Regions from separate parts of the Homo sapiens genome. Here region 1 is linked to region 2. The links are chromatin contacts, found by Hi-C in ENCODE. All regions are on one chromosome and are shown on one strand. The core of a region is the stretch at or near the end of the contact, and the rest is flanking DNA. Distances in the headings are between cores, read along the strand shown.

The links. A loop is a pair of places that touch in the nucleus more often than their neighbours do.
Region 1: a loop to region 2 is called in a map of HCT116, with 7 times the contacts of the local background. The contact joins two enhancer-like sites. A Hi-C loop is called at or near these places in 9 of 168 maps with a recorded cell type or tissue (A673, HCT116, astrocyte of the cerebellum and 6 more) and 1 of 37 single-sample maps with no recorded cell type.

The regions. Positions count from the first base shown.
Region 1 is chr9:69,393,101-69,398,200 of GRCh38, reverse strand. No RefSeq gene overlaps it. Among named protein-coding and RNA genes, the nearest start is that of ENTREP1, 70 kb to the right of the region's middle. Within about 2 kb of position 2,411, at least 2 of the 41 ENCODE cell types and tissues checked have a DNase peak (open chromatin) inside an H3K27ac peak, as active enhancers do; they include breast epithelium, where a contact is called at or near this core.
Region 2 is chr9:69,345,174-69,350,197 of GRCh38, reverse strand. All of the region lies in intron 2 of ENTREP1 (endosomal transmembrane epsin interactor 1), which reads right to left. Among named protein-coding and RNA genes, the nearest start is that of ENTREP1, 22 kb to the right of the region's middle. Within about 2 kb of position 3,420, at least 3 of the 41 ENCODE cell types and tissues checked have a DNase peak (open chromatin) inside an H3K27ac peak, as active enhancers do; they include breast epithelium, where a contact is called at or near this core.

The DNA of each region.
Region 1 (5,100 bases), core at 1,162-3,661, 49 kb before region 2:
CAGGTTCAAACAATCCCCTCACCTTAGCCTCCCAAAGTGCTGGGATTACAGGTGCAAGCCACTGTGCCTGGCCTCATTATCACCATTTGTAAGTGACACACTGGTGTTACCATTTCAGCTCCCTATGAGTTCCAGTGGTGTGTTTCTTTCGCCTCCCCATAGTTCCCTGCCACGGCAGTCTAGAGAAGAGCAAGCAGTCTGCTGTAATGGAAGGCAGGAGACACAGGCTAAAGTTGTGGCATGCTGACACTTGCAGCTCGTATGAGACAAACCAAATTTGTTTACCACTCTGGATGTCGGTCTCCTCATCTACAAAATGAGGAGAGAGGCCCCCATGCCTGATACCTCTCATATTTTGGTGTATGATTACTGTTGAACACCTGCTTGTCTCCACCAAGCAGATACAGTGCGGCGGGAGAAACAGCTTGCGACCAGAGCAGAATAATCCCAGCAACTCTCCTTGCTTGGAATTGTTTTCTGCCTAATATGTGATCCTGCCCGCACTATGAAATGTTCCTTTTGGATCAGAATTCATGAACAGTATCTAAAAGATTCTGGGAAAGCCTCCATAGACCTGGGACCTACAGCCACTTTGCCAGAGAAGAACGATGATTCATCCTGAATTTTGGCTCTAGCTTCTTTGTTAGGGCAAAACAGAGATCCTGCCAGCTGTTGGAATGAAAGGAGCGTTTTTCTTTAGACAGTGACAAGCCTGAGGCAAGGGACACAGTGTCATGAGAGTTCCCACTCAGAAACGGAGATGCTCCTTGGAGTCGGACACACTCACCCCTTGACCAAACTTGAGTAAGGCTCCTCTGAGTCCTCTTTTTCTTTTTTTGATGTTTTTTGTTGTTGTTGTTGGTTGTTTTGTTTTGTTTTTTGGTGTTGGTTTTTTTTTTTGTATTTTTGAGAAAGTGTCTCACTCTGTCACCCACGTTGGAGTGCAGTGGAATCATGGCTCGCTGCAGCCTCAACCTCCTGGGCTCAAGTGATCCTCCAACCTCAGCCTCCTGAGTAGCTGGGACTACAGACATGTACCACGCGTGGCTAATTTTTACACTTTTTTGTAGAGATGGGGTCTCACTATGTTGCCCAGTCTGGTCTTGAACTTCTGGACTCAAGTGATCCTCCCACCTCAGTTTTCAAAGTGTTGGGATTATGGGCATGAGCTATTGCACCCTGCCTGAGTCCTCTTTCTGACTCTTGGACTCTTAGTCCAGTTTTAGCAAGAATTCTGCTGAGTCAGTTTAGCAAAAATCTCCTATCCTTGGTATCTGATCACATTCCTCATTCCCTACCCTGATAGCTTATCACCCTGGCCTGCCTTCAGCAAGAATCCTAGTGACTTGGTGTATCAAGAATTGCCCCAGCCCTCACGTTTCCTCTTAGTACTTTTCTATCTACTGACCCCAACATTGCTCCTTGGCTGTATAAATCTCCACTTGTCCTGCTATGTTTGGGGTTGAGTCTGACCTTTCTCCCCTATTGCAGAACCCCACTGCGGTGGCTCCTGCTTGAATAAGTCTTCCTTACCATCTTTTTTTTTTTTTTTTTGAGATGGAGTCTCGCTCTATTCGCTCTATCGCCCAGGCTGGAGTGCAGTGGCACAATCTTGGCTCACTGCAACCTCCACCTCCTGAGTTCAAGCAATTCTCCTGTCTCAGCCTCCCAAGTAGCTGGGATTACAGGCACCCATGATCACACCCGGCTAATTTCTGTATCTTTAGTAGAGACGGGGTTTCACCATGTTGACCAGGCTGGTCTCAAACTCCTGACCTCAGGTGATCCACCTGCCTCGGCCTCCCAAAGTGCTGGAATTACAGGTGTGAGCCATGGTGCTCGGCCCGTTACCATCTTTAACAATAGTCAGGAATAACTTTTCATCAAGAATTCCCAGGATGGTGAACCATCTGCCACGTGAGCCTGTTTGATAATCAGGGATGAGGGAGCCTTCACGCCAGCCTCTGAGAAACCAGGCGTGTACCTGTTGGTCTCAAAGTCACCCTCTCTTGGCTCCTCCTCCTTGCTGGAGCCTTGGCACGGTTCAGCAGCCAAGAGGAAAATGGCTTTGCATTTGTAATTTGTGATTTGTGTGTCCCCTCTTCCTGCTCTGCATTCTACCCTCAGCCCCTGGCCCACAGCCTGGTACCCTGGAGCTCCATAAATACCTGTTGAGTGAATGAGAGGATGAAGGCTTCTGCAGAGAGAGAGTGGAAGAAAAGTGGCGTCTTTTGACTTCGGACTTGGCTTTCCTTGCAGAGGCCTCAGGGAGGAACAACACGGAAACAAAGATGGCCTTGTCCTGGGCCCTTCCCTCCCTGCCCCACTGTCCTCCTCTGCATCCTACAGCAGCCTGGGGGGAGGTGGAAATGGGCCCCTTTGTTCTGCTTCCAGAATTCCACTCCCACTGGGTGGAGGCCTGGCTGCAGCCCCCTCCTTCCTCTGCCAGTTCTTCCTAATCCTGAGCGACTCGCCAAAGCCTTGGATCTTCACACCGTGGGTCTCGCTGTGAGGACGGGCCTAAGCTCACAGGTAGCCTCAGAGACAGATACGGGTGCAGAGGGAAGAGGGGGTCCCCACCTGTTACCTCCCAGTCCTCTTCATCAGTGTCCCCAGGACCTATCACACAGGACAAATGAAACTGGGAGACGCCGTCTAGAGTGGGAACCCAGGTGAACACTAATCCAGTGTGGGCTGCAGACCTGTTTTTCCCTGGTCCCTGACATGAGTAAATTCAGAAAATGAGGGTAAGTGCTTTGAGATGTTAACATGATAGAGTACTTTACTTTTATGACTATTGAATCAAATAACTTTTCAAGGGTTTTAATGGATTATCAGACCATGGAAAGATACAGGAAACTTGAATGCATATTACTAAGTGAAAGAAGTCAGTCTGAAAAGGCTGTATAGTATCTGATTCCAACTGTGTGACATTCTGGAGAAAGCAAAACTATGGAGACTGTCAAAGGACCAGTGGTTGTCAGGAGTTAGGGGAGAGAGGCATGACTGGGTAGAGCACAGAGGATTTTAGGGCAGTGGAACTACTCTGTATACTACTACAGTGGTGGATACAGGTCATCATGCATTGTTCAAATTCATGGAATGGACGACACCAAAGGTTAACTCCAGCCAGAAGTGCTGGTCTCTTACCCCTGCCCCATTCTTAGCACTGGGCCTCAGTTTCCTTTCCTGCAAATTGAGGGGGTAGCATGATCTGACCTACCCAATTAGACAGTTCAGCAAATGTCTGGTTCTTTTGACAAATACAGGCAGCGTCTGGAAATTAGGGGCCATAGACTCCTCCTCCAAACCTCACCATCAAGATGCTCCAATGAAAGCAGGTCTTGGGCAATTCTGCCAGCCAGCCATGCTCATTGGCAAGGCTGCACAAAACAGTTTGTAAGCTTGGGGAAGTCCTAGCTGTCCTCAGATTCTCAGATACGTAGCTTGCTTGAAAGGTTGGGGTTCTGAAGGAGCAGCTTGAATCTCAGTCCATCCTGTGACAATCTCACAAAGTGGGGACCAGATTCTGATGCCTCATTGGGACAGAGGCAACAATGACTATGCAGTGCTCCTAGCTGGCCACATGTTGTGAACATTATTTACTTCACCAGTGAAAACTTATTTCAAACATCCCTTATGCTAATTAATCAACCCTCTGGTATAATTTTGATAACCACATTTGAAATGCTTTGTTAAAACCACTGGACTATGGATTCCTAAGGAACTCCAAAGGCGAAACAGCTGCCCTCGCTATATATGTTCAGTTAACCTATGAGCATGTGTATCATTATTAATGCTTAAGTATTTAAAAGTATATTACTACCCAGATGAACTAGGAAGGAGATAAATCACATGACTTCTGAGTTCCCTCCCATGCTAAATATATGTAAACTATTGTTATATATATATATGTTTCTGTGTTTTTTTTTTTTACTTTAATACTCCTTAAAGTCAGGGAAGGAAGGCAGAAATAGGTTTTCAGATTTCGCCATTTCTGAAGTTGCAGGGACAATTCCATGAAGCTAAGACAGGCCCCCCCTTGCTCCTGGTGTCCATCTAACTGATGCTCTCAGGCTTTATGCCTCCTTTCCTCTTCCAGTTGTCGCTGGCAATTTCTCATTCCTCGGGATGGCTGAGGCCATCTCTGTGACTGTCCCCCCAAAGCTAGAAGCCAGACACTGTTCACACTTGTGGTGCCCACCTGTCTTCCTTGAGCCTTTCAGGTACACAGGGAGGCCTGCGGTGGCAGGTGGAGGTGAGCAATAGGGTTCAGAAGGGAAGGTGGAGAGGGATGCAGCTGGGAAAAAAAAAAAAAAGATTCCAGAGCAGTGAGAAAGGCACAGCCAGGCCTGAGTGAGGGAAGGAAAGGCCAGTCCCTTCTCTTGCCTGGCTACAGGAGTGGGACAAAGTGGTTGGCTAACTGCTGTGGGGCCTCACTTGGAGAAACCAGTTTGGGGGTACACAAGGAGCTGTGAAGGAGAGAAGAAATTAGACTAGGCCGCATGGGCAGTCCACGGAATGTTGGAGAACTACGGTGAGGCCCTCAAACAGGGCAAGGGCTTACCCCGGGCAGTGGGCCAGACCCCACTGGACAGCTATGGTGCTGACAGGAGGACTCCTAGAGAAATGGAAAGATCATGAGCCTGAAGGGGAATTCAGTTTCTGGGAATGGGCGGATAAGAACGGAGAAAATGTCATTCTGAGATGTCACTGTAGATCTTCCCCAAACAGAGCTGACCCCAGGCAAGGGGCCTGACCCCAGCCTGTTCACAGCCCTCCATCTCTCCCATTTCTAGGGCTGTTTCCACAGCCCCCTTCCCACCGCAGCTCAGCACCTCCACACCAGTGTCTTTCCCCTCCTTTCCTCCATCCCTTGTCCCCACCACAGTTCCCACTCTGGCATGGTTCGTTGGCTTGGACCCAGGAAATCTGTGGTCTGGAGAGGCAAGCTAGAAGTCTTAACAGCCCTTTCCCACAGAAGCATGAAATGGCAAACCAATTTCATGTTTGGGAGGTCGAGGAACAGAGCAGTTTCTGGAGTTGGACTGCCTGGGTGTGAATGGCAGCTCCACCCCTTAGCTGCGGAGGGACCGTGCG
Region 2 (5,024 bases), core at 2,171-4,670:
AAATCTTAGAAAAAAATTATAGGAGTAAGCGTTCATGACCTTGGGTTAGACAAAGCCCTTCTTAAATACAACAGTGTAAGCTACAAAATTAAAAATAGATGAACTGAACTTCAAAATTGTAAACTTTTGTGCTTCAAAGGGCATCATCAAGAAAGTAAAAAGACAACACAGAGAATCAAAGAAAATGTTTGCAAATCATATACGACAGTCCCCAGCTTAACAATGGTTCACCCTATAATCTTTTGCCTTTAAAATAGTGTGAAAGCCATATGCATTCAATAGAAACTGTACTTCAAATACCCATTAAACTACTCCATTTTTCATATTCAGTACAGTATTCAATAAGTTACATGAGATATGTAATACTTTATTATAAAATAGGCTTTGTGTTAGATGACTTTGCCCAATTGTTGGCTAATGTACATGTTCTGAGTTTTTTTAAAGTAAGCTTGACTAAGCTATGATGCTCGAGGTGCGTTAAATACATTTTTCACTTACAATATTTTCAATTTATGATGAGTTTATCTGGACATAACCCACATTGTAAGTGGGGAGCCTCTGTATCTGATAAGGGACTCATAATAAAAAGACAAGTAACCAATTTTTAAATGGGCAATGGATCTGAATAGACATTTCTCCAAAGATGATGTACAAATGGCCAATACACACATAAAAAGATGTTGAACATCAAATCAAAATCACAATGAGATGCCACGTCACACCCCAAAGAATGGCTACAATCAAAAAAACAGACGATCAGTGTTGGCAAAACCGTGGAGAAACTAGAACCTTCAAACACTGCTGGTGGAAATATAAAATGATATAGCCACTTTGAAAACAGTTTAGCAATTTCTCAAAACGTTAAACATGTAGTTACCACATGAATCAGCAATTCCACTCCTAGACATGTACCCAAGAGAAATGAAAACATATCCACAAAAAAATTGTACACTAATGTTCATAGCAGCATTATTCCTTTTTTTCTCTTTTTTTTTTTTTTTTTTTTTTTTTTTGAGATGGAGTTTCGCTTTTGTCGCCCAGGCTGGAGTAGCATGGTGCAATCTTGGCTCACTGCAACCTCCACCTCCTGGGTTCAAGCGATTCCCCTGCCTCAGCCTTCTGAGTGGCTGGAATTACAGGTGCCCGCCACCATGCCTGGCTAATTTTTGTATTTTTAGTAGAGACAGGGTTTCACCATGTTGGCCAGGCTAGTCTCAAACTCCTGACCTCAGGTGATCCACCCGCCTCAGCCTCCCAAAGTGCTAGGATTACAGGCATGAGCCACCATGCCTGGCCCAGCATTATTCCTAATAGCCAAAGTGGAAATGTCCATCAACTGATGAATAAATAAATAAAATGTGATATATCCATATAATGGAATACAATTCAGCAATAAAAAAGGGACAAGTACTGACAGATACTATAACATGGGTGAATCTTAAAAATATTAAGCTAAAAAATATGCTAACTGGAAGAAGTCAATTACAAAGGATCACATACTGTATGATTCCATTTATTTGAAATATCCAGAATGGGCAAATCTATGAAGACAAAAAGTACATTAGTGGTTTCCTGAGGCTGAAGGTATTGAGAGGAAATCAGGAGTGACTTCTAATGGGTACAGGATTTTTTTGGAGGCTGATGAAAATATTCCATAATTGATAGTAGTGAAGTTTACATAGATCTGGGAATAGGCTAAAAATCCATTGAATTGTATACTTTAAATGTGTGAATTTTTTGGTGTGTCAACTACATCTCAATAAAGAAAAAAGCAGCAGGCTTGGGTATTGTGGCTCACACCTGTAATCCCAGCACTCTTGGAGGCCAAGTTGGGCAGATCACTTGAGCTCAGGAGTTCGAGACCAGCCTGGGCAACATGGTGAAACCCTGTCTCTACAAAAAATTAAATTAAAAAAAATTAGCTGGGCATGGTGGCACATGCCTATAGTCCCAACTCCTTGGCCCTGAGGTGGGAGGATCAGTTGACCCCAGGAGGTCGAGGCTGCAGTGAGCTGTGTCCGCGCCACTGCACTCCAGCCTGGGTGACAGTGAGATCTTCTTTTAAAAAAGAAAGACAGAAAGAAGCAGCAGCTAGATGATCTCTGAGATTAGGTGCCTTTTTGTCAACAAAAAGAAAGAAAGAAAAGAATCATTTAGAACATCTCAGAAAAATATAAACATATACATCAAAGTCATGGTCCAAACATGAAGCAAACTAGAATGTGGCATGATACCAAGCACGTACTAGAGAATAAGAAAAAATAATGCATTTGACTTGGCAAAGGAAACAGTCTTCCTTTGAATAACATGGAATTACATTTCCTTCTCTTTAATATCAATCATTCTTCCTGGTGTTGCAGTAAATAATGTAGCTGGTCCCTTGAACAAGCAGAGCTTAGGGAGGTCAACAGAAAACCACTTTCTTTCCTTGCTGCAATGTTGTTCAAGGCCACTCTGTAGGGCTCATTATTCCTGATTGTTTAAGATGAAATTGGAGTCCAGGACCATGACTTGTCTGATCAATATCAGGTACAAAAAGTCCTCCAGTCACTTCAAGTCACAAAACAACTCATTTCAGTAATTACAATGTCCAAGGCTGTGTCCCAGTCAAAACTTGGAACTTCATTTGAATGTAAGCTTCTCTCTCTGCCACCAGGCTTATTACTCTAGGCAGGGAGCAAGCCTGCCGTGGGAAGGCAAGGGAATGGCCTCAATCTGCTCTGTTTCCCTTTTTTCGTGTGGGTCTACTGCTCCCCCTACAACACAGTTGGGTTTGATAGAAGGGGGTGTGGGGAAGGCCACAGCCATGTTGGTAGGGAAGGTAACGGGCAGGGAGAGTTCATCTGCCTGTTATGTTGGGACTTGGCAAGTGTTTACAGGGGATTCTCTCCAGAATGGAGCTTCCATTGGCTCCTCAGAGATACCTACTGCTGAGCTTCCAGCTCCCTTAGCCTGAGCATCCAGGAGTCCAGGCCCAGCCTCCTTCTGCTGTGGTCTGCTCACTTCCTATGGCCTCTCTGGGCAGGATGTGAGCTCACCCCATGCCTGCTATTTCCTGGGAGGCCCATCTGGTCAGCTAGAAGTATATTCATGTTGTGCTTAGTCTATGAACATAGAATTATTTCCAACTGCAGGCTTTAACTCTGAGGCCACAGGGTGCTCCAATCCGTCCTTTAGAATCCCCAGGTGTAGCCGACAACGGTCCCGTCAGACACCAAAGAATCTATCATATTCTCCAATTGCTTATCTTTAAATACTTCCCCTTTTCCCCATGAGAAGGTGGAACTCAAAATGCCACAGCAATTCAGTAACTTTCTCCAAAACATTTGTCTCTTTAATCCCTAATCTTTTTCTAGGCTGGGAGATGGAGATCAGCTAAGGGTTGCAAAACTGGTTTTCACCCAGCAGCTTTGCAAGTCCTGCTTAGATAGTCTAACACAGACACTGGAATGTTGGCATCCCTTATACCAAGGCCTCAGGTGAATCTGGAAATAAAGAATCTAATAAATGCCATTAGCGGTTTTCATTGTCTGAGAAACAATTTATAGGCAAAGTCTGAATGATATAATATAGCTTAAGAGCAAAATGTAAATGTTAAGACACTGACAACATAAAAGTAAAATATCACTATCAAAAACTGGGAAAGCAGGGAAAGAAGTAAAAAAAGTCATAATTTCTTTATCTTATATAAAAGAGGGTCAAAAGATACTATCCAAAGTTCAGAAATTAAGAAACAGAAGCTTACAATATTATCTACAACAATAAAGTCATCAATAGAAGTAACAAAAATAACTTTTTAAAAAACAAGAAAGGAGGGAAACAGGTTAACATACGTGTGGCAAATTCCTCACTTTTAACAAGGTAGGACAACCACCAAGAATGCTAAAACCAGAAAATGTTTAAAATGTTATTTCTGGCCAAGCGCAGTGGCTCACGCCTGTAATCCCAGCACTTAGGGAGGCCTAGGTAGGCAAATCAACTGAAGTCAGGAGTTCGAGACCAGCCTGGCCAACATGGTGAAACCCCGTCTCTACTAAAAATATATAAATTAGCCGGGCATGGTGGCACGTGCCTGTAATCCCAGCTACCCGGGAAGCTGAGACAGGAGAATCGCTTGAACCCGGGAGGCAGAGGCTGCAGTAAGCCAAGATCGCCACCACTGCACTCCAGCCTGGGCAACAGAGCAAGACTCCATCTCAAAAAAAAAAAAGTGTTATTTGTGTGGAGTATAAGTCAGGTTTGGGTGTGGGATAAATGCAGAGGTCTAATTATTTTTAATAAGAATAAGAAGGTAGGCCAGGCACAGTAGCTCACATCTGTAATCCCAGCACTTTGGGAGACTGAGATGGGCAAGTCACTTGAGGTCAGGAGTTTGAGACCAGCCTGGCCAAGATGGTGAAACCCCATTTCTACTAAAAATACAAAAATTAAGCCACGTATGGTGGCGCATGCCTGTAATCCCAGCTACTCAGGAGGCTGAGGCACGAGAATCCCTTGGACCCAGGAGGCGGAGGTTGCAGAAGGCCAAGATTGTGCCGCTGCATTCCAGTCTGGGTGACAGAGTGAGACTCCGTCTCAAAAGATAAAAATTTTTAAAAAAGAGTAAGAAGGCTAATGAGCTCCCATTTTTTTAATAAAAAATATTTTCCCTCTTAAAAGGCACTTACTAAATTATAAAATATCACTGTGGTGTGTTTGAGATATAGGTAGATGGATAGATAATATATTTAGATATATAACTATAAATATGAAATAAAAGAGAAACAGTCTCAGAGAGGTAAAGTATTATGCCAAATTATACAACTAAGTACAGTACCCAGGTCAAATCTGGGTCTGACCCAAATCTATACTCTTTCTTCTCCATCAATGTGCAGGATGCCTGCTAACACATAATGTCCATTTAGAGATCATTATTTTCTCTTCACAAAAGAGCTTTACCAGGAAACTCTTTGGTATCACCGTTGAGACATTACAGCTCATTATACCCAATTCTACCATCACCCAAGCCCTGACACCCCGACCCA